Linked DNA regions of Homo sapiens: region 1 is linked to region 2. The links are chromatin loops, found by intact Hi-C in ENCODE. Cell type or tissue: lower leg skin. All regions are shown on one strand. Links, peaks and the distances in the headings refer to the core of each region. The heading gives the core; the rest is flanking DNA. Region 1 overlaps LOC105371269 (a long non-coding RNA gene). Region 2 has its middle 62 kb from the start of IRX6.

What was found. Hi-C counts contacts between places; a loop is a spot of excess contacts. Peaks named below come from ENCODE experiments on the same cell type or tissue, not always from the same donor. Only the 100,000 strongest peaks of a DNase experiment are listed, where the experiment ranks them.
Region 1: it touches region 2 in a loop (4-fold over the local background); 14 of 110 quality-filtered maps call a loop at or near these places.

What each region holds. Positions count from the first base shown.
Region 1 is chr16:53,539,417-53,554,207 of GRCh38, reverse strand. LOC105371269 (a long non-coding RNA gene) reads left to right here. Exons shown (of 8, transcript XR_933588.4): 4 at 5,611-5,784; 5 at 5,886-5,942; 6 at 7,254-7,323; 7 at 8,520-8,724; 8 at 9,050-9,870. Among named protein-coding and RNA genes, the nearest start is that of AKTIP, 44 kb to the right of the region's middle. RefSeq lists a silencer at 7,055-7,234 and an enhancer at 6,792-7,293. In lower leg skin, for the core only: no CTCF peak of the experiment used is centred there; a DNase peak (open chromatin) is centred at 4,092.
Region 2 is chr16:55,254,603-55,270,332 of GRCh38, reverse strand. No RefSeq gene overlaps it. Among named protein-coding and RNA genes, the nearest start is that of IRX6, 62 kb to the left of the region's middle. In lower leg skin, for the core only: a CTCF peak has its summit at 12,146 (motif pointing right); DNase peaks (open chromatin) are centred at 10,762, 11,252 and 12,162.

The DNA of each region.
Region 1 (14,791 bases), core at 1-8,000, 1.7 Mb after region 2:
CTTGAAATCTGTTGAAACAGAAAAGTTTTATTGAGGAGGAAAAGCAAATTCCAAACCTGAGTTCCAAGTACCCTTTGCTTGGATGAAGAGGAGCAAAAGAGCATTAGTGAGCCTGAAGCTGCACCTCGGCCCCATCACACCACCCAGACTGAGAAACAAACAGGACAGGGCACTGTCAAACATGCTCATGGAAGGCTGCCTGTGTGCACACGACCAGACTTCCTGGCAAATCCCAGGGCCCGCATCTGCCAAAAGCCACTGGGTAGTCAGTCGTGGTGGTATTCATCAAACTCTGCGATGCAAAAGTCATCCCAGTGATCACCTCATCCCCACCTCACCTCCAGATCACACCAAACCTACCTAAAGCCATCTTAGATATGTAGCCATCTCTCTCCCCTTAAGATCCAAAAGGAGTCAACTTTCTTCATTCTTCTTTACGTTTGTTTCTTTAGAGACAGTCTCACTCTGTCGCCCAAGCTAGAGTGCAGTGGCACCGTCATAGCTCACTGCAGCCTCAAACTCTAACCCTTCAGCCCTCCAATCTTGGAGCACTCAAGTGATCCTCTTGCCTCAGCCTCCTGAATAGCTAAGATGACAGGCAGGCACCACCATGCCCTGCTAAATTTTTTAATTATTACTTTTTGTAGAGATGGTCTTACCATGTTGCCCCAGCTGGTCTTAAACTCCTGGCCTCAAGGGATGCACCTGCCTCAGTCTCCCAAAGCTCTGGTATTACAGGCTCAAGCCACTGTGCCCTGCCTTATTCGTTACTCTCAGTAAGCTGTCCTGATAGGAAGTTCTCCATAACTGACCTACGTGCTTTTTAGGATGGACAGAAATAGAAAGCGCATTTCTAGAGCTTGCATTTCAATATTTTAATCAAAGTTGCCACAAATAGTGGCCCTCACTGGCCCTAACCACCTGTTTATTAGTTTCTTATTGCTGCCATAACAAGTTACTCCAAACTTGGTGGCTTAAAAGAGCCCACATTCATGATCTCGCAGTCCTGTAGGTCGGAATGCTGTTTGGGCTTGCCTGGCTTCTCGGCTTAGGGTTCCCCAGTGCCAAAAGCGAGGTGTTGGCCAGCCTGGGTTCTTAACTGGAGACTCTGGGAAGAAGCCGCCTCCGTGCTCACTCAGGTTGCTGGCAGATTTCAGCTCCTTGCCAGTGTAGGGCTGGGGTCCCGTCTCCTTGCTGGTGGTCAGCTGGCGGGGGCGGGTGGGGGACTCTCAGCTCCTTAAGACCATCTGCCTGCCTTGTCCCATTGCCAGGTGGGCTGAACTTGGCTCAACTCCCATGGGAGACACTGGTGTATGGGAGGCCACAGACTGAGCCAGGCCCATTCCCTGCCCTCAAGCAGCTAAAAGAGAGGGCAAGATGAAGAGAGCAATGGATGGAGGAGGCACCCACAAACTCTGATTTTTTAAAGCACAAGTTTCCTCTTTCCACAAGTCAACTTAATTTAAAGCACATGCCCTCATTCCCTTTCTCTCTGGTTGTTCTGAAGATTTTTTGAGGGCTTACCAGATGCGAGCTCTGGGAACTGGGGCATAGCTGGTCCCAATCATTATCTGTCTGTGACGAAATCAGCTGAGAGAGTTCCGCTCCCACCCTGTCGTCAGTCCCCATGGGTTCCGATGGCAGCACTCTTGGTTCCTCTCCAGGAACCTCTTTTGAGTTTGTATCAGTTTGAACCATACATAGCATGAGATAGTTTACAAGGAAGTGATCCCCCAAACGAGCAGGGGTGTGAGACAGAGAAGGGAAGGAAGAGCCGGCAGAGAGAGTGTTATTCAGCAAGTTACCTGTGGCCAGCTGAGCATAATCTCTTGGGGGAGCTCTGGAAAACACTGCAGAGCGTGCGTGCATCTCAGAGTTATCCCACAAGAGGAGTGAGAGAGCTGGGGTATTTATACACCAACTCCCACCGGTCATTGGATTAGGGCCGTTGTTCCATCAATTTCTCAACACTTTGCCCTGCCACATGCTTGGGCAGGGCCGGCCCTGGCAACTAGAGAAACCTCTCTGGCAGACAGACCTGGGTGCTGGCAGCTGATGTCAAGCCAGCCAGCAAGGAGAAATCACAGCCCCAGGGCCATGGGGGCTGGTGGGACCTCCTGCCTCTACTACAAGGCCTGACTCTGTGTCCCTGAGTCCCTCTGTGCCAGCATGGGAGATGGAAACTCTGTGAAGCTAAGGCCTTTTTTACCCAGACCCATCCGGTAGCTGGGTTGCCTCGAGACTCTGTTCACCTCTCCAAGCCCTACCCAGGAAGCAAGACTCCAGAGCTTGCTACTCAGATCCAACAAAGTTGTCTGGGAATCAGTGGTTTCCCAACCCAGTGCCCCCAGGTTTAGGTCTGTGGGGCATGTACAGGGCACCTTCTCCAGGACCCAGCAGCATCTGCACTCCTATCCTCTTCAACTCACCCTCTGCCCTCCTCCTAGCCAGCCCAAGGATGTGAAGACATCCTCTTTCTTTTCTTTTCTCTTCCTTTTCTTTTCTTTCTTTTTTTTTTTTTTTTTTTTTTTTGAGATAGGGTCTCACTCTGTTGCCTCGGCTAGAGCGCACTGGTGTGATCTCAGCTCACTACAACCTCTGCCTCCCGGGTTCAAGCAATTCTCCAGTCTCAGCCTCCCCAGTAACTGGGATTACAGGTGTACGGCACCATGCCCAGTTAATTTTTGTATTTTTAGTAGAGACAGGGTTTCACCATGTTGGCCAGGCTGGTCTTGAACTCCTGACCTCAAGCGATCTGCCTGCCTCGGCCTCCCAAAGTGCTGGAATTATAGGCGTGAGCCACTGCACCAGGCCCGACATCCTCTTTCAAGGCACACAGTCACCTAAAGCTATATGGAGTCACTTTGGCAGCTCCAAGGCCAGGGAAGAGAAGACTTTGTCCATGGTATAAATTCCTTGCTCCCTTCTCTTGTAACAGTGAGCCTCGCAAGAATGCGCTGAGTGAACGGGAAAGACTGCAGTGCAGAAGGACATATGGGGAAACCTTCAAATCGTCATTTCATCACCCAGATGTGCACCCAAGTAATCAGAATCCAAGGCGAATCTAGAATGCCATCAAGTGCCATCACAAAGTCCTTCCATAGGAGAGAGAAAGAAATTCCCACCGGAGGCAAGCAAAGAGGGCTGCTTGAAGGAGGCAGGGGCATGTAACCTGGCCTCGGGAGATGAGTAAAATCTCAGCTGGTGGAGGAGGAATGGGACCCGAGGCATGAAGCATCAGGGTAGCTTGGGTCGGCCTCATCTCCCCAGCCTGGGATTGGGGAAGGCAGAAGGGAGATCTATACCCTAGAACCTCAACCAAGGAGGTTGGACTTCCCCAGAATGAGGGCAGGGAGGAAGCTGTGGAATATTTTGGAGGAAGGAGTGACACGATGAGATGCCGCAGGCCAGTGGGGAGTCATGCAGAGACACATGTAGAAACGGCCTTTGTCTCAAGACTCTGGCTACAGGGCTGTGTGTGTGGAGGAGGGGGGAAGAGAAGAGGGAGGAGACGGGGAAGAAAGAAGTGAGGGAGGTTGGGGTGGTGCAGAAAGAGGAGAGATGGAGCAGGAAGGGGGAGAAAGAACAGATGTGGGGAGACAGTGGAGTTTGCGCCCGCCCAGCTCGCAGAGGCCCCCGTTTGTGGGTGTGAAAACCCATCCTGAACTTCTCTGGCCCAGGAAGTCTGGAGAGCCCCAGGCGCCTTGCTTGTGAGTGGCTTTTGTGAAAAGAAGGCAAGAGAATGGGAGGAAAAGTTGGATTCAGGTCTGATTTTTCTAAACAAAGTCACCAGCTGAGGCAGGACTGACAGCCCCGGGATGCCCTCAAGCAGAGAAATTGTCAGAGAAGAAGGTGAGAGGAGGTGATAATTGCTGGGAGAATGAAAGCTGAAGCCACCCCAGCGAGTCTCTTGGCTTCTCCAAGCCCAGTCAGCGTCAGAGAAAATAGAGGTCTGAGTTTTCTGGTTGTTCACACTCAGAAACTAAAGCCAGAAAAGTTCCAAACATCTGGCTTTTACAGCACAAAACCCCCAACGCACGTGCTGGGATCGTATTTAGTAATGTTATGGCTCCATCTACAGCCGGAGGAAGGATCATCACTGCTAGATTTCGCCGTGAGCAAGAATCCGGCCTTTGAGCTGCGCAGACTCATTGCAATTAACGCTAATAAAGCTCGTTCCTGTATCTGTGCTGTTTATTCAACACAGACTTGGAACCACACTGGAAGTTATTTATTTCAGACTGTGTCTACAACAGCAGCTGTTCAGAATATACTAGCATCCTTTTAGCCAAAATTGGTTTGGAATTTCTATTTTAAACCACTGTTTGTTATGAATTGAGTTAAATGTCTTTTTTTTTTTTAACACATTTTCCCTATTTTAACAATGGAAAAAATAAAAGCCCTTAAAATACTAAGATTGCATTTTCTTTCATTCATTCAACAGCTAATTAGCACCTACTGCGTGTCTGGCTCTGTGTTAAGTGCAATAATTAAGTCAGATCTGAATGCATCCTATTATTTACTCATCAGAGGGTATTTTTGCTACTTGTCCTTTATGTCTGGAACATTTCCACAGGAATAGTGAGAGAGGAAGAACCGAGACAACCTGTGAATATAGTGTTTGGGACAAGTTAGAAACACAAGGAACATAGAATCTTTTCATGACAAAGTGGAAGCTGGAAGTCAGTCCCATAAAGGCCAGTAAGATTTTTATCCTGTTCTATTATTTTTTTCCTACTCAGAAGTGGAATTAGTTTTTTCCTACTTAAAAAGTTACCAGCTGAAGTCAGGTGCGGTAATCCCAGCATTTTCGGGGATCGAGGTGGGCAGATTGCTTGCACCCAGTAGTTCAAGACCTTCCTGGGCAACATCGGGAGAGCCCCATCTCTACAAAAATACAAAAATTAGCCATGTGTGGTGGCGCACACCTGTAGTCCCAACTACTTGGGAGGCTGAGGTGGGCGGATCGCTTGAGCCTGGGAGGTTGAGGCTGCAGTGAGCCAAGATCACACCACTGCACCAACAGCCTGGGTGCAGTGGCTCATGCCTGTAATCCCAACACTTTGGGAGGTTTGGGTGGGAGGATCCCTTTAGCCCAGGAGTTTGAGATCAGCCCAGGCAACATAGTAAGACCCTGTCTCTACCAAAAAATATTTTTAAATAGCTGGGTGTGATGGCACATGCCTGTAGTCCCAGCTATTTGGGAGGCTGAGGCGGAAGGATTGCTTGAGCCCAGGAGTTCAAGATTGTAGTGAGCTATGATCACACCACTGCACTCCAGCCTGGGCAACAGAGCAAGACCCTGTCGCTGAAAATAAATAAATAATATTTGCTTTGTGCAGAAAATTTGGAAAACAAGACAAAAAGGAATTTAAAAATCTCAGTTATAATCCTATCAACCAAAGATGACCACTGTTAACTTTACATGGTACTATAATTTTCATTAACCCATAGGAGAGGAACTTTCTTTCATGTCACTGCATATTCCTCTATATGATTTTGAATGGCTACAGAGTATTCTTTCATATGAGCATACCATAATTTACTTATGCCACACATGATTACTGACTTTTAACAATGATAAGGTTTGTACTGATGACATTTCTTAAGATACACTCTTAGCTCTGGAACTTCTGGATCAAAGAGGGCATGTACCTTCAAGGCCTCTGAGACATATATCAAGTTGCCATCCAGGGTCAACCTCCTAGAATTTAACATCGCATCTGAAACCAAAATCTAACTTCAGGAGCCCAGAGCATTCACAGTTCCAGAAAGAGTGTGATGGTAAGTGGTGATCCTTGGTGTTCGGGAAGCTTTGCAGGGCATCCCAGCTGGAGGTAGTCAAAGTTATCAGAATGGTTTTTGATAAATTCTTTACCTTGTAGATGATTTAGACTGGAGTGCCTCCAGGAAAGCAGGAAGCAAGACATGTTTTTAACCTGGTAAGTATTTAGTCAATAGAGCATTACCAAGGGCTCAGGAGATTAAGAAAGACAGGATTATTTTAATGTATCTTCATCACCCAAACCTCACCACTTGTCATGGTTAATATCACCCCTGGCTTATTTTTCCTGTTCCCACATTCTGTCCACAGTTTGTGCCCACAGATACTTTGCCCTTTCCTCTCCTCCATGTCTTATAAGGTGAAGCTGGGTTCCTCTGAGGTCACAGAGCTGTGGTAACTACATCCAGTGGGTGTTAGAAAAAACCCTGGCCCCTCTCAGATGTGAGATGTGGTCTAAGGACTCAATACACTGACTTAGGGAAGACTTGAGCTTTTTTCTTTGGAACTGAAACATTTTCCATATGTTTATATAGAGTTGTGGCAACAACTCAAGGGATATGAAAAGCAGATTTTACAAGAGTATGATTGCACAGCAAAAGTCAGTTTTGGGTTAATTTTGGAAAGAGAAGCTTTGATTTTACTGTGTGCCTAGTAGACAATGTCCCATCAGTCACACACAAAGGAAGAATGTCGGCAGAGAATCCCATAAAGTTAGCACCTAATGTAACTAGCGTTATTGGAAGTTGAGGCAGAGACAAGGGCTGCCCAAGGTCATGGTCACGGTAAGAGGTGGGTGTAAGCTGCCTTTCTGCCTACTGGCTCAGTGATCATTTTAAAAGAGGGTGACTTAACTACAGAAGTAAAATGTGACTGCCTTAGTTGTTAGAGAGCAAGAAGACACTCAACTGCATAAGGGGAACCAGCAGCAGGGCTCCTACTAGAGGCTGGAGTCTCTTGGGAAGAAACAATTTCCCACCATGTGTTCCCTTGCGTGCTTGGCCATGGTAAGGCAGAACATGGAGGGTGAAATCAGACCTCAATCTTTTCTCTGATTCATCTTTCTGCAGGCAAACACCTCTCAGGAGAAGGAGACAAATTGTTGACTTGAAACCCAGTTTTCCTGCCCTGGCAGTAACTGCGCAGAGTGGGGGAGGGTGGACATAACCCTGGGGCCTCTCTGTTTGTATTGAATGTTCTCATCACCCTGACATCCTTGCAGTTTCCCTTTAATGCACGTGTGTCATGCTGAGAGTGCAAATGACTGTCTTGGGAGTTCTGTTTTTCCTACTTGTCCCCGCCTTCCCTGTGTGTCTGGGGCCCATGGATGTTCAATGGGACAGGGGCTAAAGTGGCCGCCAGGGGACAGAGTTGCTCACCTGCATAGCACCTTCCCTCCACCCTCCATGCACTGATGGATGGAACTTCTCATGGGTTTTTGGTCCACCGCACTCTATTTTTTTTGTTCCAGGGTTAAAAACATGGAGAAAGCTTGAGGCAGGGAGGATCTCCTTACTGCAGATAAAAAACCCAAGGCAGAGGTAATCAATACCTCATTCTTTAATAGCTCACAGTGGGACCCTTGAGCACACCAGACAACACAGCAAAGATCATAATTATGCTGATAGAAGTAACTTACAGGGTCAGATGCCTCCTGTCTGTCCATCTCTTAACCATATGATCTTTTACTTTATGTGGCAATGAAATAAAATATTTTGAGGCTGGCATTTCAGTCGGTCCAAGTTACAAATACAGCTGAGCACTTTTCTAAGCCATTATTTCCCCAGCTGGAAGTGAAAGTTAATAATTTTGCCCCAACTCTCAAACCCCATCACCACTTGCTTCTCAGGGATGCAGTGACAAGACAAGAGATATTTGCAATATTTGCAGTGTTTTCCAGACTTTTCTGATGCCAAGAAGCACCTGGGAAACTTGTCCAAATACAGACTTCCAGCCTAAACCCTGGTCTTACTGAATAAGTAATTGTAGGATGGGCCTGGGCATCTGTAGTTTTATTTATTTATTTTGAGATGGAGTTTCGCTCTTGTTGGCCAGCCTGGAATGCAGTGGCACAATCTCGGCTTGCTGCAACCTCTGCCTCCCAGGTTCAAGTGATTCTCCTGCCTCAGCCTCCCGAGTAGCTGGGATTACAGGCACCCGCCACGACGCCCAGCTAATTTTTTGTATTTTTTAGTAGAGATGGGGTTTCATCATGTTGGCCAGGCTGGTCTCGAACTCCTGACCTCAGGCGATTCACCCGCCTCGGCCTCCCAAAGTACTGGGATTACAGGTGTAAGCCAGCATGCCGGCTGGGCATCTATAGTTTTATAAGGCTCCCAGCTGATTCTTATGATTGGGTGATCATTGGCAAGTTTGGGAAATGTTAAGTTAATCACCATGAAATCCTTCAATGCTTCAGAAGATGTCAAGCTCTGAACACTTAAAGAAGCATTTATTGCCATTCTTATTGCAGGCCAGGATTGCCAGTTTAGCTAATAAAAATATAGGATGTCCACTTAAATTTGTATTTCAGATAAACAAGGAATGATGTTTATTTTTAGTATATCCCATGCAATATTTGGGATATACAAAAAATATATTTTTATCTGGTGACCCTGTCGGATGCTTTGCACTCCATTTATTTTATTCTATGGGAGAGCTAGGAGAAAAGTATAATCCTTAGAGGAAGAAAGTGTGCCATGGTAGAAGTGTGCACATCTTAGATTCCCCTCCGCAGGCTGCTCAGCTCCTCATTCTTTTCATGTGGCCACCACTCGCCTGCTTGCCAGGAAGAGGAAGCTCGGCAGCCGGCTCTTCATCATGCCGACAAAAAACGCTGCTGTTACTGAAGAAGACAAAGAAACCACTTTTAAAGATAAAAAGAGGTTTTGAAGCATTACTTCGCATTCTGCTTGTTCGGATCTCATGAGACAGTGAAGCAGGTATGCCATTCATTTGCCAATGCATTTGCTGATTTCAAAATAACTTAAGTATTTCTAAGCTATACACCAGGGGTGTCCAATCTTTGGCTTCCCTGGGCCACATTGGAAGAAGAATTGTCTTGGGCCACACATAAAATACACTAACACTAACAATAGTTGATAAGCTAAAAAAAGAAAAGAAAGAAAGAAAAAAAATTGCAAAAAAAGTCTCATAATGTTTTAAGAAAGTTTACAAATTTCTTTTGGGCTGCATTCAAAGCCATCCTGTGCCACAGGTTGGACAAGCTTGCTATACACATTTTTTTCCTCTGGCAAAATTTTCCAGGCCACTCAGTCCCATGGTGTGGATGCTGCCTCTGTCCAATGATACCTGACACCAGATCAAGGGTTCTTCCCAGTATAGACACCTCTCAGTTGGAAAGGGTTACAATCATCCCAATTTGGAAATCCCATCATCAATTGTAAAACAGACCTCCCCAAGGTGAGAAGGGGCGGGGGAATGTAGAGCTGAATATGAAAATCTGAAGGACTGCATGGTCTAAGAATGAAATGTTTTCTAAATAAAATTAAGCTACACGGTGGAAATTGAGGAGAAAGTCCTTAAGGTGACTTTTAAATGAAAATGAAATGTCTGTTAGTAAGTTACAGAGGTGCAATGATACCAAGTGGCAGGCTTGTGTCTTGTTAATTTCAAACATAGATTTTTATGTGAGGCTATTTGATTATAATTTGATTATCTGACCCTGTAATTAAAGTTTATTGCCAATTTGGAAGCTTACATGTAAAATGAACTGGTTTTCTTCAAAGCAATATACAATCTTTTGGACTCATTGACTTCTGGTTTTGCATTTAAATGGAAAAGTCAGTTATAACGTGACAAACAGGTTGGGGTTTTGATCATTAATCCTGCTAAAGCAATATTCATAAATTCAATTCTGAATCAGTTGGAATACTTTTCTTTTATTAGTTTCTGTGTTATTAAATGAGATTGTTTCTGACTAATATATTTCTGGACTCAAACTGTAGCTCCAAGCTGTTATTCAAATCAAATAACATGCCCCTTACTTGTGCCTCGCACTAATAAATGCCAACTTGTGATACATTTGCAAGAGACTGTCAGCAATATTAAAGGAGGCAATAATGGCATGGAGGTCTCAAAGTGAGCTGATTTTTCTAATGGCTGATATTCGTCGTTTTTCTTACACACACACCCCAGATATTCGAACCTTTTAGTCTTAAACCCAAAAGTATGCTTTGATTCACATACACATAATTCGCTGGCACTTTAATGACTAAGACATTGGAGTTAGATAACTCATAACTTTAGGATCCTCAGTGAGAGATCCTAAAGTTTGAAGCTGCTCTGCCGATTTCAGAGCAGAATCAAAGTTATAATTAGAAAGACAACTGCTGCTTAATTTGGGAAAGGAGATGGGTCCTTCTTTTCAATATTTGGGTGGGATGGAGAGGTTACATTGCTTTTTTTTTTTTTTTTTTTTTTTGAGGCAGAGTCTCGTTCTGTTGCCCAGGCTGGAATGCAGTGGTGCGATCTCGGCCCACTGCAACCTTCACCTCCCGGGTTCAAGCAATTCTCCTGCCTCAGCCTCCCAAGTAGCTGGGATTACAGGCATGTGCCACCATGCCTGGCTAATTTTTTTGTATTTTTCGTAGAGACAGGGTTTTACCATGTTGGACAGGCTGGTCTCGAACTCCTGACCTCAAGTGATCTGCCCACCTTGGCCTCCCAAAGCACTGGGATTACAGGCATGAACCACTGCACCTGACACGTTGCTTTTAAGTTAGAAAAACTATTCACAGATCACCTTTGGCTTCCCAGAGCAAAAAGGGGTCTCAGAGACCTTTCGCAGCCCTTTTACAGATAAAGAAACTGAGGCCCAGAGAGACATCAGCTGCTCAGTTACACAGCGAGTCAGGGGCAACTCCTGAATAGGAACTCTCTCTTAACACTCCCTGTAATATTTCCCTGACACTTTTCCCACCAAGCAGCCCACAACAAGCTCATAAATGTTCGTGGAAACTTAGCAGAGGCCCAGTTCCACCACTCTGCCTGTCCGACCTCCAACAAATCACCTGAACACCAGAAGCCTCCGCCCCACAGTGTGGGTCACACCTGCCCTTCCTCCCTGTTCAAGAAGTCAATGAGACCTGATACCTAAACTTCAAGGGGCAGGTCGCTAATAATATCTAACTTTTTTTTTTTTTTTTTTTTTGAGACAGAGTCTCACTCTGTTGCCCAGGCTGGAGTGCAGTGGCGTGATCTCAGCTCACTGCAACCTCCACGTCCTGGGTTCAAGCGATTCTCCTGCCTCGACCTCCCGAGTAGCTGGGATTACAGGCACCTGCCACCACACCCAGCTAATTTTTTGTATTTTTAGTAGAGATGGAGTTTCACCATGTTGGCTAAGCTGGTCTCAAACTCCTGACCTCGTGATCCACCCGCCTCGGCCTCCCAAAGTGCTGGGATTACAGGCGTGAGCCAATACGCCCGGCTAATATCTTTTAAATTTTCATGTGCTTTATTGAGGTATGATTGGCAGACAATACACTGTGAATATTTAAGCATGATATCTTTCCTAAATAATCATAGTAGCATTGAAGTTTTCGTGTGTGGGGCAATGTTTCCCTGAATACCTATATTTGAGCCTTGGAGATTATCCTCCAGACTGAAATGTTGGTTGTTGTTCTGTCTTCCTCTGTCCCGAGAGCCCACACATTTTCCAACTCTTCTCTTGATGGATTCGGGTTGGGTGTTGCTAGATTTCTGTCTTATCACACAAACAGTATGAGCAGGAATTGTCTCTCCTGTCCCAGAAGGAAATAGTTCCAACTTATTCACAAAATTCCAGTCTCCGGGTTACAAGAAAACTTTGAATCCGTCCCCTGCTCACACCTCCCGCCTTCCCACAACACCTGCCAAATACTCTCCGCACCCAGCCCTCCAGCTTGGATCCTAGGCTTGAGCGCCTCTGAGTGACCCAGGCAGGAAATGCGTCCCGGTGCTGTGTCAGCAGCTGCCAGGTGCGGGGCGCGGCCCGCGCGGATGCTGACCCCGTGGCGCCGAAGCAGGTGCTGCCCATTCTTGTTAACACCGTGAAGCAGGTGCCCCTTCTGAGCATTTCCTTCAAGATGGCCGAGACCTCTCCAAGGTGATCGGCATCGTCCCACCTTCTGCTCGAGCTGTCTTTCAAGGCCGGTGTTATCCCTGCTTACAAGTGAGGCTGGGATTGCTGGTTCGTGGCTGATCTTCCTCCATCCCTCTTGCCCTGCAAGTTTATCTTACGAACCAAGGTAAGAAGGGATTCTAGGGACAAGGCAGGGCAAAAGCTGGAGGCGGTGTGTGTGAAGGTGGAAGGGGCAGGGAGATTATGGATTTGGGATGTTGGTGAGCCTGATTCCATTTCAGCGGGATACCCCACACGCCAGGGGTTTTTGTTGGATTTTGCCACCGGAAGGTCCGATTCCACTCCTCCCTTTCAGTAGGTAACTAAAGAGCCAGGTATGGCTGGCCCCGAGGCTGTGGTGGAAACAGGCAAGGTCAGGAGGTGAGTGGTCCCCGGTCTTCAGAGTTTGTCCATGAAGACAAGCCACCTATCATGCATGGTACCTGCTGGGAGGCAGGTGTTGACACCGCTGTGGATGCTAATGTTGCTGCCTGGTCAAGGGGAGACCTCAGACTCAGGCTGGCCACCTTCCCAGCCAATTGCATGTGTGGCAGGTATCGACCCCCACGGGTGGCTAAACAGGCGTGACATCCTTCACGCCAGGCCTGGAGGTTCAGAGGAGGTTATCACACGTGTTGCAAGATGATGGGTCCATGCTGCGGCTTCTTGTTTTTCTGAGAGAACAGAGGTGACTGGGCCTCCCAGGGTCTGAGCCGGGCTGCTTACCGACACCCCCAGGGGAGCTCTTACAAACTATCAGCAGCACGCAAGCCTTTCTCTGCTATGCTGGCAAATCGCCCTTGTGTGTGGTGTCCATGACTTTGAGGCTTAGCAAATATGTACCGCCTACACACAATTCTGTCTACATCACAGAAAACTTTATGTGACTGTATAATCTTCCTTTGGAAAAACAGATATAACTTATGTACTACAAAATCCACCATTTTAAAGCATACTACAATTCAGTGGGTTTTAGTATATTCAGAAGGTCGTGCCACCATCACCACTAATTCCAGAATATTTTCATCACCCTCAAAATACATCCCGCCTTTGGAATGGAGATCAGGGTCAAGGTAGACACTTCCCTGTATGCATGGGTGATGATGATAGTGGTATCAGTAGCTATTAATATCATTGAGCACTTACTGTATACCGGCCACTGTGCTGAATGCTTTACATATGCCTGTTCATACGTATGCCTGTTCATGCAATATGAATACATATTTCACTCAGTCTTGTTACATACCAAATAGGTGAGCAATGTTGGTATCCTCACTTTATTAAGAGAACGGAGGCACAGAGATCGAGAGAGAAGCCTGCATCCATGGGGTTTGATCCCAGGAGATGCGTACTGACTCTATGGGTCTCTCCGCTGACTTTATGGGTCTGTTCCCTGTAGAGTTTAGAAAGATCTCCCTATGCCTAGAGAGGCCCATTGTAGCTGGCTTTTCTTTTTTCCAGTTTATTAGTTTGTTTGTTTTTTTAAAGATTGTGATTAAAATGTATATAACATAAGACTTATCATTTCGATCTTTTTAAGTGTACAATTATGTGGCATTAAGCAGTGATATGGTTTGATCTGTGTCCCCGCCCAAATCTCATGTCAAATTGTAATCCCCAATGTTGGAGGAGGGGCCTGGTGGGAAGTTATCGGATCTTGGGGGCTGATCTCCCCCTTGCTGTTCTTGTGATAGTGAGTGAGTTCTTACACAATCTAGTTGTTTAAAAGTGTGTAGTACCTCCACCTTCATTCTCTTTCTCCTTGCCTGGCTGTGTAGGACGTGCCTGCTTCCCTTCGCCTTCTGCCAGGATTGTAAGTTTCCTGAGGCCTCCCCAGCCATGCTTCCTGTACAGCCTGTGGAACTGTGAGTCAATTAAACCTCTTTCCTTTATAAATTACCCAGTCTCAGGTTTCTTTATAGCAAAGCAAGAAGGGACCCATACAAGCACATTTACAATTTCATGTAAGTATCACCACTACCCATTTCCAGAGCTTTTTCTTTTTATTTATTTATTTATTTATTTATTTATTTATTTTATTTATTTATTTTTTTAATTGATCATTCTTGGGTGTTTCTCGCAGAGGGGGATTTGGCAGGGTCATAGGACAATAGTGGAGGGAAGGTCAGCAGATAAACAAGTGAACAAAGGTCTCTGGTTTTCCTAGGCAGAGGACCCTGCGGCCTTCCGCAGTGTTTGTGTCCCTGGGTACTCGAGATTAGGGAGTGGTGATGACTCTTAACGAGCATGCTGCCTTCAAGCATCTGTTTAACAAAGCACATCTTGCACCACCCTTAATCCATTTAACCCTGAGTGGACAGAGCACATGTTTCAGAGAGCACAGGGTTGGGGGCAAGGTCACAGATCAACAGGATAAGAATTTTTCCTACTACAGAACAAAACGAAAAGTCTCCCATGTCCACCTCTTTCTACACAGACACGGCAACCATCCGATTTCTCAATCTTTTCCCCACCTTTCCTCCCTTTCTATTCCACAAAACTGCCATTGTCATCATGGCCCGCTCTGAATGAGCTGTTGGGTACACCTCCCAGACGGGGTGGTGGCCGGGCAGAGGGGCTCCTCACTTCCCAGTAGGGGCGGCTGGCCGGGAGGGGGGCTGACCCCCCCACCTCCCTCCCGGACGGGGCGGCTGGCTGGGCGGGGGGCTGACCCCCCCACCTCCCTCCCGGACGGGGTGGCTGGCCGGGCGGGGGGCTGACCCCCTCACCTCCCTCCCGGACGGGGCGGCTGGCCGGGCGGGGGGCTGACCCCCCCACCTCCCTCCCGGACGGGGTGGCTGCTGGGCAGAGATGCTCCTCACTTCCCAGACGGGGTGGCTGCCGGGCGGAGAGGCTCCTCACTTCTCAGACGGGGCGGCTGCCGG
Region 2 (15,730 bases), core at 7,731-15,730:
GCATTCATCTGGCATCATCCAGTGCAGAGACCTGGCCTTGGCCACAGGAGGCCATCGGTGACTTCATGCAGCAGACCTATCTTCCTTTTTAGAGTTAGTGCCTATTCATCCTGCAGATTTCAATGGAATTACCATCCCCTTAGGAAGTTTTATTAACCCTCTGCCCTGCCCCACCCTGGGGATCTTAGTCAGGCTAAAATAGGTTATGCTGCAGTAACAAACAACCTCAAAATCTCAATGATTCATCACAGCTAAAGTTTATACTTCAATCATGCTGAGTTGCTTGTGGTCCAGGCAATTCTCCTGGGCTCTGTTCCTCCACGTGGTAACTCCAGGTTATTTCCACCTTGTGGCTGTACCTTCTCAACACATTTGCCTCAAAGGGGAATGAGAGGCTGGAGAATCATGGAGAGGTGTTTCAATGGTTCATGTATGCTCACATTTTATTCTCACATGACCCCAAAGGGCTGGGAAGTTAGTTTCCTGAAGGACCAGGCAGCAGAAGAGAATTGGTTGTGAGTGAACATTAGTCATGTCTTTCAAACTAAACCAGGTCTCTTTTTTTATTGCTCTCATATCTTCATGCACCTTATTTATAACAGTTTGTAATTGCATATTTGTGTGATTATATGATAAATGTCCATCCTTCCCCCAATCTCCATTAGAATGTAACTTCCATGAGGCAGAAACCATGTCTACATTTGCTTATTGTTGAATAAATGGGTGGGTGGAGGGATAAATGGATGAATGAATGAATAGATAAGTAAATGTGTAGATGGGTGAATGAATGCATGGATAGATGGATGGTTGGATGAATAAATGAATAGGTAAATGGTTAGATGGATGAATAAATGGATGGATAGATGGACAGATGGGTGGACAGGTAGATGGATAAATAGATAGATGGGTAGATGGATGGATGAATGGATAGATGAATAAATAAGTAAATGGATGGATGGATACATGGATAGGTGGATGGATAGGTGGCTGGATGGATGGGTGGATAGATACGTGGTTGGATGGATAGGTGGCTGGTTGAATGAATGGATAGATGGATGAATGGACAGATAGGTGGATAGGTAGGTGGAGGATGGATGGATGGTTGATAGATATATACGTAGATGGGTGGATGGATGGATGGAAGAATGGATAGGTAGATAGGTGTATGGATGGATGGGTGGCTGGAGGAATGAAAGGATAGTGAGCCCTTTGTATGAAAGATGACACATTCACAATTCATCATTCCTTAGATGTGTCTGTTGTTTTCTCCCAAGTTTCAGAACTAGTATAATCCTAATAAGAGTTAATTAACATTTCCTAGGGGATTAACATCTGAGACCTTTTCAGAGAATTAATTGCCATTTGGTGTTAAAGATGCAACCAAAATCCCCAGGAGAAGTTGTAATCTCAGAACTAAGGTCTCACTTCTTCACTCAGCCCCTGCCTTGCTGACATGCTGGTCCTGTTTGTGGCTGGGAAGGGCAATAGGAATGTGTGAAGCCACCACCAGGGAAATGCTACTCACCTCAACCATGCTACAGTAGCAATCCTTGGCTCATAATATCTGAGCATAGATGAGATCAGAGAGATAAGTGGCACATTTGGGACATCAGCAGGAAATGTGCTTCCCACTCTGAAAGAGTATGTGGCATTGAAATGGATCTGCTTTTGAGACAGCTGAGGAGGAGTCTGGGGTCCATTCCAGGGAGAGATGGCTTTGCAATATGTGGAGGGTGATCCTGAAGGAGGAAGGAGATGCTAATCCTTTGCAATCTCTTTTCCTCTCAAGACTGCAAATTCTTTTCAATATCACCTGCAGCTTCATTTAAATAACCCACTTGCCCCAGTAGCTCTGACACTTTGTGAGAAGTCACCATAAAGAAGGTTTACAATAGGTCACAATAATCGTGGTCTTGTTGATTGGTTGAACTGCTGAGGGCTGAGATTCTTCAGAGGCCATGTCCTGCATCCTCCCCGTTGTTAAACAAAATCTTATGATAAATGGAGTTTTCAGATGTGTTGGTCATTAGCAACATCACTACTATAGTCAAATTCTCCTCCATCTGAGCGCATGGTAGAGCTACATCTCCTCACCCCCTGCCAGTGTAGCCATTGACTTGCTTCAGCCAATGGGGTGTGAGCAGAAGTGACACATGTCACTTCTGGGCAGAAACTTTAAGAGCCAATGTGCAATTTAGTCTTTGCTTCTTTCCCCTGCCACACAGTTTGTAATGCTCCAGAAGCTCCAGCTGTGCAAATCCCTGAATGAGGAACTTGAGGGACATAACCCTCCAGCGGACCTGCAGTGGATATGCAGTGTGTGCAAAAACCATGTCTTTGTTGTGTTAAGGCACTGAGATTTTCAGCCATTTGCTACTGCAGCATTCCCTGCTCTATCCTGCCTGGTACATGTGATTATTTTAGAACAGAAGTTACAACATTGATTTAGGAGCTTGAATAGAACTAGGCCTCCAAGTGGACAACAGACATCCAGAGGAGGCGTTCTGGAGCTGGTGATGAGAGCAGAATCTCTGAAGCCAGACAGTCTCGAGTTTGAATTTCTGCTATGCCACTTAGAGGCTGAGTGATCTGGGACAAACTACTTAACATCTCTGGGCCTCATTTCCCCTTTCCAAAAAATGGGGACAGGACCCACTTCATAAGATTGTTGTAAGGGGTGAATTAGAAAATACAAAGGGCCTAGCAAAGTGCTTCCAGTTTAGTAAATATTCAATAAATGTTGATGCAGCCAGAGTGAAATGTATTTTACAAAGTTCATTGAGCATAAATGTCATTGCTTTGTTAAACAGCTCAATCTTTATTTTAAGGCAAGAGTTAGAAACCAGCCAATTTAGTGTTGTCCACTTTCCCTGGGGATAGGCTTTGTGCCAACAGGGTGCTAGGGGGACAAGGGTGGCCATCAGTAAGCTTGCTGGCATCTGGTAAGTCATTCTCGTTCTCATCTGGCCTCTGGTCACCTGTCTACACTGGTCACTACTGTGACCTTCCTTCCTAAGCAAGGCCTCCTCTATTTGTCAGCTCCCTGGGCTGCAGCTGGGCTGCTCAGAAGGTCTGAGAAGACTGCATCTGCCTCTTGTCTCTTCGCTGTTGGAAACCCTCCCCATAGAAGTAGAGGGAGCCATTGTCTTCGGCCACCACACGAGACCCTGTGAGGCTGTGTGTATCCTCTGGTCAGACCTACCCCTCTTTCTTCTACTCTTCCGCTATACTGGGTCGGGGGTCTTGCTCCTTCTGTGGGAACAGAGACCCTGGCATCTTCAGCTTTGGAATTCCTTAAACATATCTGCTTGGAAGTGGGATAGGTGAGTCAAGCTTCAATGTCCTTCACTCAGACCCCAGGGTATCTAAATGCTCTTTATTTCTTCAGATTATCCTTCACCACCAGGGGCTATTTATCTAACCTCAGGGACAGTAAATAGGGCGGCAGCTCATAAGCTCCTTTCCAAGGAGATTTTGAGGCCTGCGTTCCTGGCTCACCAATACTTTTCACCAGTTTTGTTTTCACATCTTTTTCTAGAGGGAATGGATGCCACATGGTGCAGCTGCCTAAAAGCTAAGAAGGGGTCATGGGGTAACAGGAAATACCAAGGAAAAATAATAATTGGTAAGCATTTAAAATCACCACCCTACATCATTAGCTATTACTGTAATTGTTATTACTATAATCATTACAGACATATTGAGTTATGGGTTCTTTTATTAATAACTTTACTCCTGCACCTTGAGCTCCCCAATCCAAATAATACCCATATAATTAAAGCTCAACTTTTTCCTTCCTGCCTCAAACAGTATTTCCTGACCTCCAGCCCAAACATTCCCCTCCTCTCATCTCCTATTTGATTACTATCTGTGATATATAGTAATATGTATTTTAAATGAGCTTTTCATGTGTATACATCTCCTTTTGCTTTTTTTTCTAGTTATCTATTTCTGCACACAACCTACCCCCAAAATTAGCACTTCAAGAAATCATTTTATTACATTTATGGAGTTTGTGGGTCAGTAATTGGGAAAAGGGATTGCTGAGATTGCTGGTCTCTGTGCCACAATGTCTGGGGTCTTTCTGGGAAGAACCCGAGGATGGTGGTGACTTGATGGCTGGGACAGGAATCATCTGGAGATGTCTTTACTCCTGTGTCTGGCATTTGACACCGACTACTGACAGGAAAATGTTCAGATGGCCTCTTCATGTGGACTGGGCTTCCTCCCATTATGGCAGCCACAGAAGTCTTACTATGGCATCTCAGGGCTCCAAAGGCAAATGCCCTAAGAGAACTAGGTAGAAGCTCTACTGTCTATTATGACTTAGTCTTGGATGTCACATATTACCACTTCTACTTTAAGTCTAGTATTCAAGAAGGAGAAACAGACCCCACCTCTCAGCAGAAAGAGTATTAATGACACACTATAAGATCAGTAATCTTTAAAAAAATACCTTTTGCCACTGGTCTAGGAACTCCCTCCAGGACAGTGACCATGACTTATTTCTCTTTGAACTTTTCCAGACCCATCACAGTACCTTAAAAGTAATACATGCTCAATAATATTTATTGGTTGATGAAATGGCCTGTGACGGAGCCAGCCACATAAATATCATACGTTAATACAATTGGAGTTGAATAGCATTATATCATTGACAAGTCACCCAGATATATGCATCATTCATATGTCATTTAAGTATCACAATAGCCCTGCCAAGGAGGCAAGGGTAGCCTCACCCATGAGCTCACTGGGGCCTCAGAAAAGTTAGACAATGTGTCTAATGTCAACACAGCTGGAGGGCAGATTTGAACCCAGGATTTACCTTCCAGTTCAGGACTTGTCCCCTCGCAGAGTGGGAGATACCCAGTTGAAACAAAGGTGGGAAAACAGGCAGGTAAATATGACTCCCTCCACGTGTGTCTCGAACTGTTCGGCAATCCCTAATCCAACATCTTCAGGCTGTTTCTCCTTCCTCCCGTGCCCCCTTGCCAGAAGGCTCAGTGAGGAAAGGCCTCCAAGTCTGGTGTCGAAAGCCAGGCTCCTGGTAACCAAAGATGGTTGGCAAATGGTCTTTGAACAAACTTGTCTCATGAAATGCTGGGTCGGTTTCACAAGTACATAAAATAACAACAGAATCAAAGACATAAACAAGAACAAGCCTGTAATCGTCACGCAGTTGGGCGGGCATCGGGGAAGGAAGGCAGCTTTGGATGCCCTTGCCCCTCCTGTTTTCTTTGCTGTAGATTCCAGTTCTCTGGCCATCTGTTCCTTGTTGTGGGTGGTTAAATGAAATGGGCTGCCAATACAAATAGCCCCACTTGAGGTTTGTTTGCATAAATTGTTTTGAAAGCTTCATGACGAATTTTCAGGATTACTTGCAGTGGTAGGGACCTTGGCGGAGGCGGAAATATAAATTTAGGTATGCCAGTTGGAATCTATTAATTTGTTTGCAGCCCATCACCTTAGCTCTACTGCTTAACTGGCTGTGTGACCTCGGGCAGATGAATTAAACTCTCTGGTCTTTAGTTTTTGCATCTATTCAATGGGAGATGATAGGCATAGTAGCTACCTTATGGAATTACACATATGAAACAAAATGATGCATATAAGGTGCTAAGCACAGGGACTCAAATGGGGTATGCACTCAATAAATAGAAGAAAATAGAGTCTTTTTCCAAAATGAGAGGAAGAACTGCTTCATTTGGTGTGCAGAGTCAGATAGCTGTGGGGTTGCACCCCAACTAGTTGACTTGCTCTTTAGGAAACAACTTTGGGAAAGTTTTTTTTTTCTCTCTCTCTGAGCCTCTTCAATTTGGAGAATGGGGGAAATAATGGATTATAACGACTACATGAAGCACCTTATATAGAAAACGAAGCACCATATCAAGCACCGACAATGAATGCCACTGTTATTTTCCACAATGGCCATGGCTGGGCTACTTCTGAAGGAGTTTGAGCCCCTTACTCTCTAGGTCTGGGATGGCACATCCATCTGTCTCCTGCATTTGCTCTGGTTGCTTGGTTGGAGATGTCTGGAGCAGCTTGTTCAGAAGAAGCTCTGCGGGCCTCATTGGGAAAGAGAGATTGGCACTTTCTGCCAGGAGTGAAGGGCGAGGAGTGAGGACACAAGAGCGTGTTTGACCCTAGACTCTAGCAAAAAGGCATTAAAACTGCTGCCTGCACATGGTCAGCTGGTAAAGAGAGAAGACACCCAGGGTGAAGGAGTGAGGTGGAATGAAGCCATAGCTTGGATTGTAATTCCACTGTGCTGCTGGCATCTCCAGGAACAGGCTGGGGAGGTTCCAGGAAAACAGTCTATTTTAGGTTGATTCTCTTAGAGCAAGAGAGAGACAGAGATGAGACAGAGACAGAGGAGAGAAAGAGAGAGAGAGCATGCAGAAGTATGAGACTAAGGAAGGCAGACAGAGAAGCAGATAGGAAACAGAGACAAAGAAAGGAAAATAGGGAAGAGGAAGAGACAAGGAGTGAGAAGACAGAGAAGAAAGAGCTAAAGTTGAAGAGAGACAGAAAAAGAGGAACACACAGAGAGACAAAGACACAGAGAAGGTGTGACAGAGACAGACACATATATGGACAGACACACACAAATGCAGAGACGGACAGACACACACAAATGCAGAGACAGCCATACAGAGGGAGAGAGAGACACACATATAGTGAGTGAAATAGGAGCACAGAGAGATAGGGTAGGAGAGATGGAGAGATAAACAGAGACGGAGAGAGGAAGGAGAAGAGGGAGAGTTCAGTGGCTGCCCATGGTTCCCAAAGCCGGATGCAGCAGGGAATGGAGTTCATTCAGCCTATGTGGGGATTTGGATCTTACACCCAGGGACCACCAGAAGTGGTAGTGGCCCTTGTCGCTTGGATACCAGCTGCCCATGAGTCCTCAGCCGGGCACGCCAGCAGGATCTTTTGGGCTTCCAGAAGCCGGACTCAGCTCTTTCATCTTCCAGCCCTGGGGTCCCATCCTATAATGCAGGCCAGGAGCTGCCCAGATGGAGTGAAGGCCAGAGCTTGTGGCCGTGCCAGTCCCAGCATTTGCACCGATGACAGTTAAATTGTCAGGGCCTCTGTTGTTCATTTACATCACAGCCTCGAGAGTCCTCTGACGACCTCCCCAAATGAAAGCCAGCTGCCCCCATCTCATCCATTGTGCATTTTGCTTCACTTCAGACTTCAGACGGTCTCCTGACTTTCAACTCAAACCTGCCGTCTGCCTTGACAAGCTGTAGTGCTTAATGATATTTTATTGCATGATTTCACCAAACCCTAGAGTTTTTCACTTATCTTAAGCTAATGGACTAAATCTGGACCCATTTGCTAAAACAAGCTCTCTTTTCACAAGGAGAAGAGTGGTTACACATAAATCAGGGTTTCAGGTAAAATATTAAGTTTCTATTGCATCTGAGCAACAGGCTGTACTTCTATGTGACTGGTACGGCAGCCGTCACAAGGCAGGTTTGAAACTTGTTTTCCTACTGGGAGGGAGGCACAGCAAGCTGTTTGGTTCACTGCCCCCAGTCACTTGATAAATGTTTGTTGAGCTTCTACTATATGTAAGTCCTTGAGGGATATGCGATTAAAAAGCATGCCCCCAAAGAGATTACATTCTGGTAAGGGATATACACACACACACATGCACACACACACATACACACATATATACACATGTACATAAAGATATACATCTTTAGATAAATATACACATACATGATACAAACACATGCATGTAATAGAAATATACATACTTAGATATACACGCATACATATATACACATACATGTAAATATATACATACTTATATACACACATATACATACATTCACATGCACATATATACATACTTAGATACATGCCCCCAAACATATATACACATACATGTAAATATATACACATATATATGCGCATATACATATATACAATGCAAATATACATACTTAGATATATAAACACACATACGTATATACACATACATGTAATTATACATATTTATATATACACATATACATATATACACATACATATAAACATATACTTTAGACATAAACACATATATACACATGCACATATATACACATTTGTACACACACATGTACACATGCACATAAATTATAAATACTTATATGTACACACATATATGCACACACTCACATATACATATTTAGATATACATGCACAAAAATATATATATGCTTACTTATATACACACAAACACATATACACATGCACATAAATATATATACATACTTATATATGTACAAACATATGTACACATGCACATATATACACATTTGTACACACAAATACACATGCATATAAATATATAAATACATACTTAGATATATACACACACCTATATACACATACACATAAGTATATATACACACACACACTTAGAGATATATACGCACATATGTACATATATACACACTTGCATACACACATATATACACATGCACATAAATATATGTATACATACTTATATACACACATACATATGTACACTTGCACATACGTATATGTATTTATACACAGACACACATACATATATATCTGCATAATTTGAAGTAGAAAAAACTCAGTGCTTCAATGGAGGAGGAGTGGGCACAGTTCTGGGGATACTCCCTGGAAAGTGAGTGCACTCTCAGGTCAGTGGAATAGGTGGCTTTGAGGGTGAAGTTTCAAATTCGGGTAGGACTTAGAGCAGCAGCTTTCAACCAGAGATGATTTTGCCTCCTATGGGACCTTTGGCAATGCCTGGAGACATTTCTGGTTGTCACAACTAGGAGGAGAAAAAGTCAGCGATGCAGCTAAACATTCTCCAATGCACGGGACATGTCTTCATAACAAAGAATGATCTGTTCTAAAATGTCAACAGTGCTGCTCTAAAGAAATCTTGCTTTAGTTCAGGGGTGTCCAATCTTTTGGCTTTCCTGGGCCACATTGGAAGAAGAAGAATTGTCTTGGGCAACACATAAAATACACTGACATTAATGATAGTTGATGAGCTAAAAATAATTGCAAAAAAATCTCATAATGTTTTAAGAAAGGTTATGAAATTGTGTTGGGCCATATTCAAAGCCATCCTGGGCCACATGTGGCCTAGAGGCCACATGTTGGACAACCTTGCTTTAGATGGAGGGACATGGGTGTGGTGGGATATAAGATCCAGATGGCCAGGTGGCCAGGTATAGTTGTGCAGGTTGTATACTGACCAACCCCACTGGGTGCTAGTCACATTGCCTCTGATGGAGATGAGCCTCCTGGAGTTGTGCAGTGCAACAACCCTGCAGGTAGATGGAAAAGCATGAGCAAAGCTCAAAGGCAGGACAATTTGTGTTAGCTTTGGCTGGAGCATAGGGGACTTGGAGGGGGTTGAAAAAGAGTGAAAAGTTGGGCTTAGGTTTAGGACCTAGGACTTTGTTCTATAAGCAGTGAGGGACTATTGAAAGCTTTGGAGCAGGGGATGGAAAGGTCTGAATTGCTTTGGAAAGACCTGGTGGGCAGCAATTGTAGTGTAGACTAATGCCATCATGGTGGAGAGAGCTGAAGGAGGAGAGAGACTGTGAGAAGGGAAGACAGTAGGACAAACACTATGTGCCCTGTGGGATTGGAAGAGATGCATCTGGGGTCAGACATTGTGTGGAGGTGAATTAATGGGGCGAGAAGGGAATTTAGGATATCCGTGCAATCAGGGCCACCATCTCCAGGCCCTTCTTGAATCAGTCCCAAGTGGACATCCTCCCATTTGCTTTATCTCAAAACTGAGCACTCTCATCTTTCACTTGCTCACTGTGCCCTGAGGCCCTATTTTTGTATCATGTAACAAAGAGTTGTTCTCTAACATGGTAATTATTTTTCTTTGATGGTGACAATGAGATCCAGAGAAAAGGAAAGAAGAATGGACTTGAAACCCTCCTGAGGCTCTAATGATGGTGATTCTGCAAGGCTGAGAGCAGAGATTTACATATTTGCTGTCAAGGTGAAGGTACCACAACGTGGATGCCATCTGGCAGGCACCTGGGTGGCTGACACGCAACATCAAGTGCAGTATCATGAAAATTAGCCAAGCTGGGCCCTGGTACTTCATTGCTACCTGGTGTGACGGTGGACACCCAACATCCACACCCTGGCTCCCAGTCTCCCCACCTTTAAAATGGATTTGATCTCCAGATTGCTACGTTTGTGTCCATATGTAATGGACAAAAGTGGTGATGGACTAACAAATTACGGGATGAGGATCTGCAGGCTTTATTTACTACTAAAATGTTTATTTCATGTGTTGATTATCTGCAGCATCGCCACCTTGCAGTTAGTCACTGGAGTCCTCTCAGAATAGGAACCCACCACTGCTCCCGAGTAAGCCGGTGACCTGCAGCTAAAAAATTAATCCTTTCGTGTCTCAGTTTTCTGATCTTTACATCAGTGATGATAGCAGTGCCACCTTGTAGAGTTCTTGTGAAAATTAAATGAGTTAATGAACTTAAAGTGCCTAAACAGTAGCTGGCAGAAAGTAAATGCTCAATAAATGTTAGGTATTTTGACCATAATCGTCATTTTTTTCTCATTGGCCTCTTTTTTCTCTTCTTATGCCTTAGGATTTGAGAGATGTCCCTTAAACACCAACTGGTGTGTTCTGTGTAAAAGACACTCAACAGGCCGGGTGCAGTGGCTCACGCCTGTAATCCCAGCGCTTTGAGAGGCCGAGGCAGGCAGATCACTTGAGACCAGGAGTTCGAGATCAGCCTGGCCAACATGGCAAAACCTTGTCTCTACTAAAAAATACAAAGATTAGTCGGGTGTGGTGGCTTATGCCTGTAGTTCCAGCTACTTGGGAGGCTGAGGCATGAGAATCGCTTGAACCTGGGAGGCGGAGGTTGTGGTGAGCCAAGACTGTGCCACTGCATTCCAGCCTGGGTGACAGAGTGAGAATTTGTCTCAAAAAAAAAATAAAATAAAATAAAATAAATAAATAAATAAATAAATAAAGGCACTCAACAGGGTAGACATAGGAAGTAATCCTGGTCTGGCTTGGCCTGGCTTAGCCTCTGGAGGCGGCTGTTTTTCCACCTGGTAAATTGATGATTTTCATTGCGTATTTTCTCTGAGTGTTTGTTAACTCCAGGGCAGTCTTTTGGAGTTAGTTTGTCATTGACTTGAACCCACCAGAGAAGAGTTGACCTCTCATTCTGCATCTGGCATTCAGGGTACGGCGCCAGGACTCAATCAACAAAGAGTGGAAATAGCCATTGGCCGTTGAGGACCCGCCAGGCCTTGGCATGCCAGAGGGAATGTCTTTTTTGGTTATGCCCGGTAAGTACAACAAACTAAAAGAGAAAAAATAAATAAATTTGGACAAAGCGATCTCAATTCATGTGTTTTGAAGAAACCTGGAATAACTTAGAGAAGAGAGATGACAAATATATGTTTCCGGAAAATATTAGCTGAAACTGCAACCACCGTTGTAAACATTTGCCGTCCTCCTGCAGAGGAGGGAGCACGCCACCTCATCTTGTTGCATTTAAGTCCATATATAATGGATAAAAGTGCTGATGGACTAACCAATTATGGGGTGAGGATCTGCAGATTTTATTTACTATGAAAACGTGTATTTTATCGGTTGGTTATTTAAATAAATGGCTGGAATACAAATCAACTGACAAAAACCATCGTTCCTCTCAAGGATGAAATATTTGAATTCATTATTCAAAGGCTTTTGGAAGCCTCTGGATGACTGAGTGGATTTGTCACCAGTCTTGTTGATCGCTGATAGAAGTTCCTGACATGGGGTTTAGGGTTGCTTTCTGGTAAGATTCCAGGGGCAGCCTTTTGGAGTTAGTGTGTCATTGAATCGGACCTGTCAGAAAAGAGTTGGCCTCTCATTCTGCATCTGGCAATTTGGGGTATGGCACAGGGTAAGAGCCTGCTGTGGTGGGGCCCTCTGCCAGGTACTTTTGTCTTCTGTATCTCATTTAAATCACACAGGACAGGCTCCTCTGCCTCAAAACTGGCCCCCTCTTGGCGAATCTTGTCAGCATTCACATGGCAATATAATACCAGAATTCACCCTGGGAACCCTTCTGAACAGGCCTTCCTCCAGCCAAGCCTTGTGTGGCCCCACCCTGGGTCCATGAGCAGACACGGCCACAGGGTGTCGCTGTCCCACTGGGCTGGGCCACGCTGAGCATTTATCTGGCTGTTAAAAAACCCCGTCTCTTAAAGAAAACAGTGCAACACGCAGTTGCGTAGCTACTCAGACAGGCCTTAATTATAATGCAAACCTTGTCAAAAAGATGATGTTTACTGTAGGAGGCATTTTACAGGACTAACTTTCACATGCTAGATTCAGTTTTCAACAAAATAAAAAAGAGAAGAAAAAGAAAAGAAAAGCAAGAGAGAAATCAAATGAGCCTTCTCAACACTTGATACCTCACGTTGTGATATTTTGATATGTTATGTGGTTGTGTTGCGGGATGATGAATGTCAGAATGAAGTTTTTTCTTCTTTTTCTTTTTCTTCCTTTTTTCTCTTTTCCTTCCTTTTTTTCTTTTTTCCTTCTGGCAGCTTTGTTTTTTTTCTTCTTCCAAGAGCTACAAAAAAAATGTTTTTCAAATGAACACAGGCAAGGATATGTCACCCAGTGATGGATAGCTCACTCCGGCTCAGCTTTTGATAATTAAGTTCTACTCTTCACAGACGAAGGCCATTCTGCCAAATCTAAAATACCCCAGAAAATGTAAAATTAGAACCTTATGAGAAAAAAGATTAAAAGAGCTAAATATATATGTATGTAGTTTGGTTAGGTGGTGATTGGCATGGGGTGGGGTGCGGAGAAGGGATTGATTTGATAACTGCCTACAAATCTGCACAGAGACACATGGCAAGGAAGAAGGGGGATATTTACACAGGGAGACAAGGTCAGATTAAGAGTAATTAAATGACCTAAATAATAATAACAGCAATAATAATAATAATAAAGAACATTTACGACAAATATCACACAATCGTGACTGACAAGAGCTAGCACTTAACTAAGGTAGAGCCGCCTAAGGGACACAATAGACACTTGAACCCTTAAGACATTTCCTATGCATCTTCCCTATGCACAGGCAGGTAATACTCTACAGAGACTGAAAATCCCTCTTGGTTTCCCAGAGGTTGGGCAAGCTTTCTTAAAGCTCTGAATTCTGCATCTACAAATCTTACATTAAGAGCCCTGAGGTTACACAGCATTAAATACAATTTGCTAACTGAAATGCTCAACTGGTTCTAAATCATAAGCTGGGGAGTCCATGGGGCTGCTCCGGAAACCTCCCGTGAAGTCCCAGCCAAGGTCAAGGAGATCCCGATACTTGCATGCGGCAGTGTCTCTCGATCTCTCATTGCTTGGAGGCCACCATCTTGTTTTGCTGCATTTGCCACTCACCTACCACGCGCAGGCTGCACTGGTGGAAAATCCGGCCCTGAAACCCGCCTGTCGTTTCACCATGGATCACCACCACCGACCACAACAAGCACCAGGGATTGCTCAGTGATTTATTAGAAGAGACTGCAAAAGATACTTTAAAAGCAAATTCTCTTACCCCCGTGTAATGTACCACGGCAGGGAGGAAAGGCCAATAACCCATGTGGCCATTACATTCTTGGCACCCTCTTAGTTGGCTCACTCAAGTGGGCAGGAGCCGGGTTTCATAAACCGTTCCTATCTTGAGGACTCCTGGCGTTCATTTGATCGCCCTGAAAGCTGGATCCTTATCTGCTGCAGTAATTTATCTTTTTGGAAGGAGAAAGCAGCGGCAAAGACAGATGCAGTTGATAAATACACTATTTTCCAGCGTACAATCAGTCTCAGTTAAATGTTAAAGGGCTGCCTTTTTGCTGTGAAACTGATATTTCGAAGTGCCCCAACTGGGGTGCGTTCTCCCCGCCCCCACCTCTGTCTGCCCAGGAGACACTTAAGGAGCCCAGTGAGAAATTTCTCAAGCCTGTAGGGAGGATGAGGGGGATAAAGAGGAAAGAGAGAATGACCAGGTCAGGCCTAATTGGTATTTCTTCTTTGCCAAGAAGCCCATAGATTGTGTTTCTGATTTTTTTTTTTTTTTTTTGCCTCCTATTGCAAGCTGGCCTTAAGGGCTGGCTGGTCTGACCCTGGGCTCAAGGGGACTGAGATAGCTTAAACCTGCTTTCTGTCAGAACTCCCTCCCCACTGAGATGGCGTGGTGGGAACCCAGAGATAAAAAAACGGGAACTGACTTCTTCCATGGAGCAGGAAAACAACCAGGAGGAAAGGAAGACTTCCTGCTCCTCTCTGTCAGCCGATAAGCCTAATTGGCTGGGTCTGCCTGCTGCACATTGATTATGTCTCCTAATAAAGCACTATTGATTGGCACGTGGTGCAGCCGGCGCCAGCATGGGCAGTATTCCCGCCCCTACTATTTCTCCAGCAACCTTTTTCTGTGCTCCGCTTCTTAGCATTATAAATTGGGGTCAACAGTGAGTCCACCTGTCTCAGAGACCTCAGAACAACTTTCTGACCACTCCAGAATCCGGTATGTTACCCCTTTTGGGCAGAAAAGGTGCCTTGGAAGAGCTGAATTGCTAATGTTATTCTGAGCATGGTTTATGTTTTAAATAAACCTCAGAATTAATTTAAGTGCTGCTCAGAGGCCCCAAGCCCATGTAGCCTGGCTGGGAGGGAAGATTCATGAAGTCTGGGCTGGCTCTGGATTGAGATGGGAGAGCAGAGCCAGGCTGTCCAGAACCATAGAACATTATGGTTACAGCTGAATGAATCCAGCTACGTCATGTTACTACCCGGCGACTTCATTCTTTCATGGGTAAAATGGAGATAATAATAGTACTTACCAAAAAGGATGTTGCAAGAACTAATTTTACCCCCCCATATAAAGCTTAGAACAATACTTGGTCCAAAGCTAGTGCTGCTCAATGAATCTTAGCAAATATTAGGATGCTGTTTCCTATTTTCATCCATGTCACTCCTTAAATCATACCCAGGTGTATTGAGGCACTAAGCATTGAAAACATGATGCTGAGAGGACTGGGCTGTAGAGAAACTTCCTTCTATGATGTAAGATAATTCTGAAAGCAATATGGCAGCACTTGGTCAACTTTAGCATATGTATAATCAAGCCTCAGTCATTCTGCCCCTGTGTATATGCCCCAAGGAAATTCCCACGCAAGTCCATGGTGAAGGGCTATCAAGAGGAAATTCATTGTGTTCTACTTTCTGGTGGTGGGAACTTGGAGAAAGTCCAGGGATTTACCACTGGGAAAACTGAAAACATTCACCATGGAGAACTGTGAAGCAGATAGAAGCAACAGACTAGGTGTATGGACAGCATTGGGGCTAGAGCTTCAATGCATGGTATTAGGTTAAAAAAGTAAGAAATATAATGAGATAGGTAACTCGATGCCACTTATGTAGACTAAATATTCATGCAAACAAAAAATACAGATTTTGTAAGGATACATGCAACAATCATGAAGATACACATTAGAAGAGTTGCCTATGGGGGAGGAGGGAAATGGGAGTTAATGGGAATAATCAGATAACCAAACATGTACAGTGAAGGAGGTCTTGCCCAGACCAATGATGGCAAGGTATCATGAACAGAGAATAAAATTAACTCAACTTCTTACCCCTGAGGTCCAAAAAGAAGGCCCCTTATCACTACATGTTACTAAA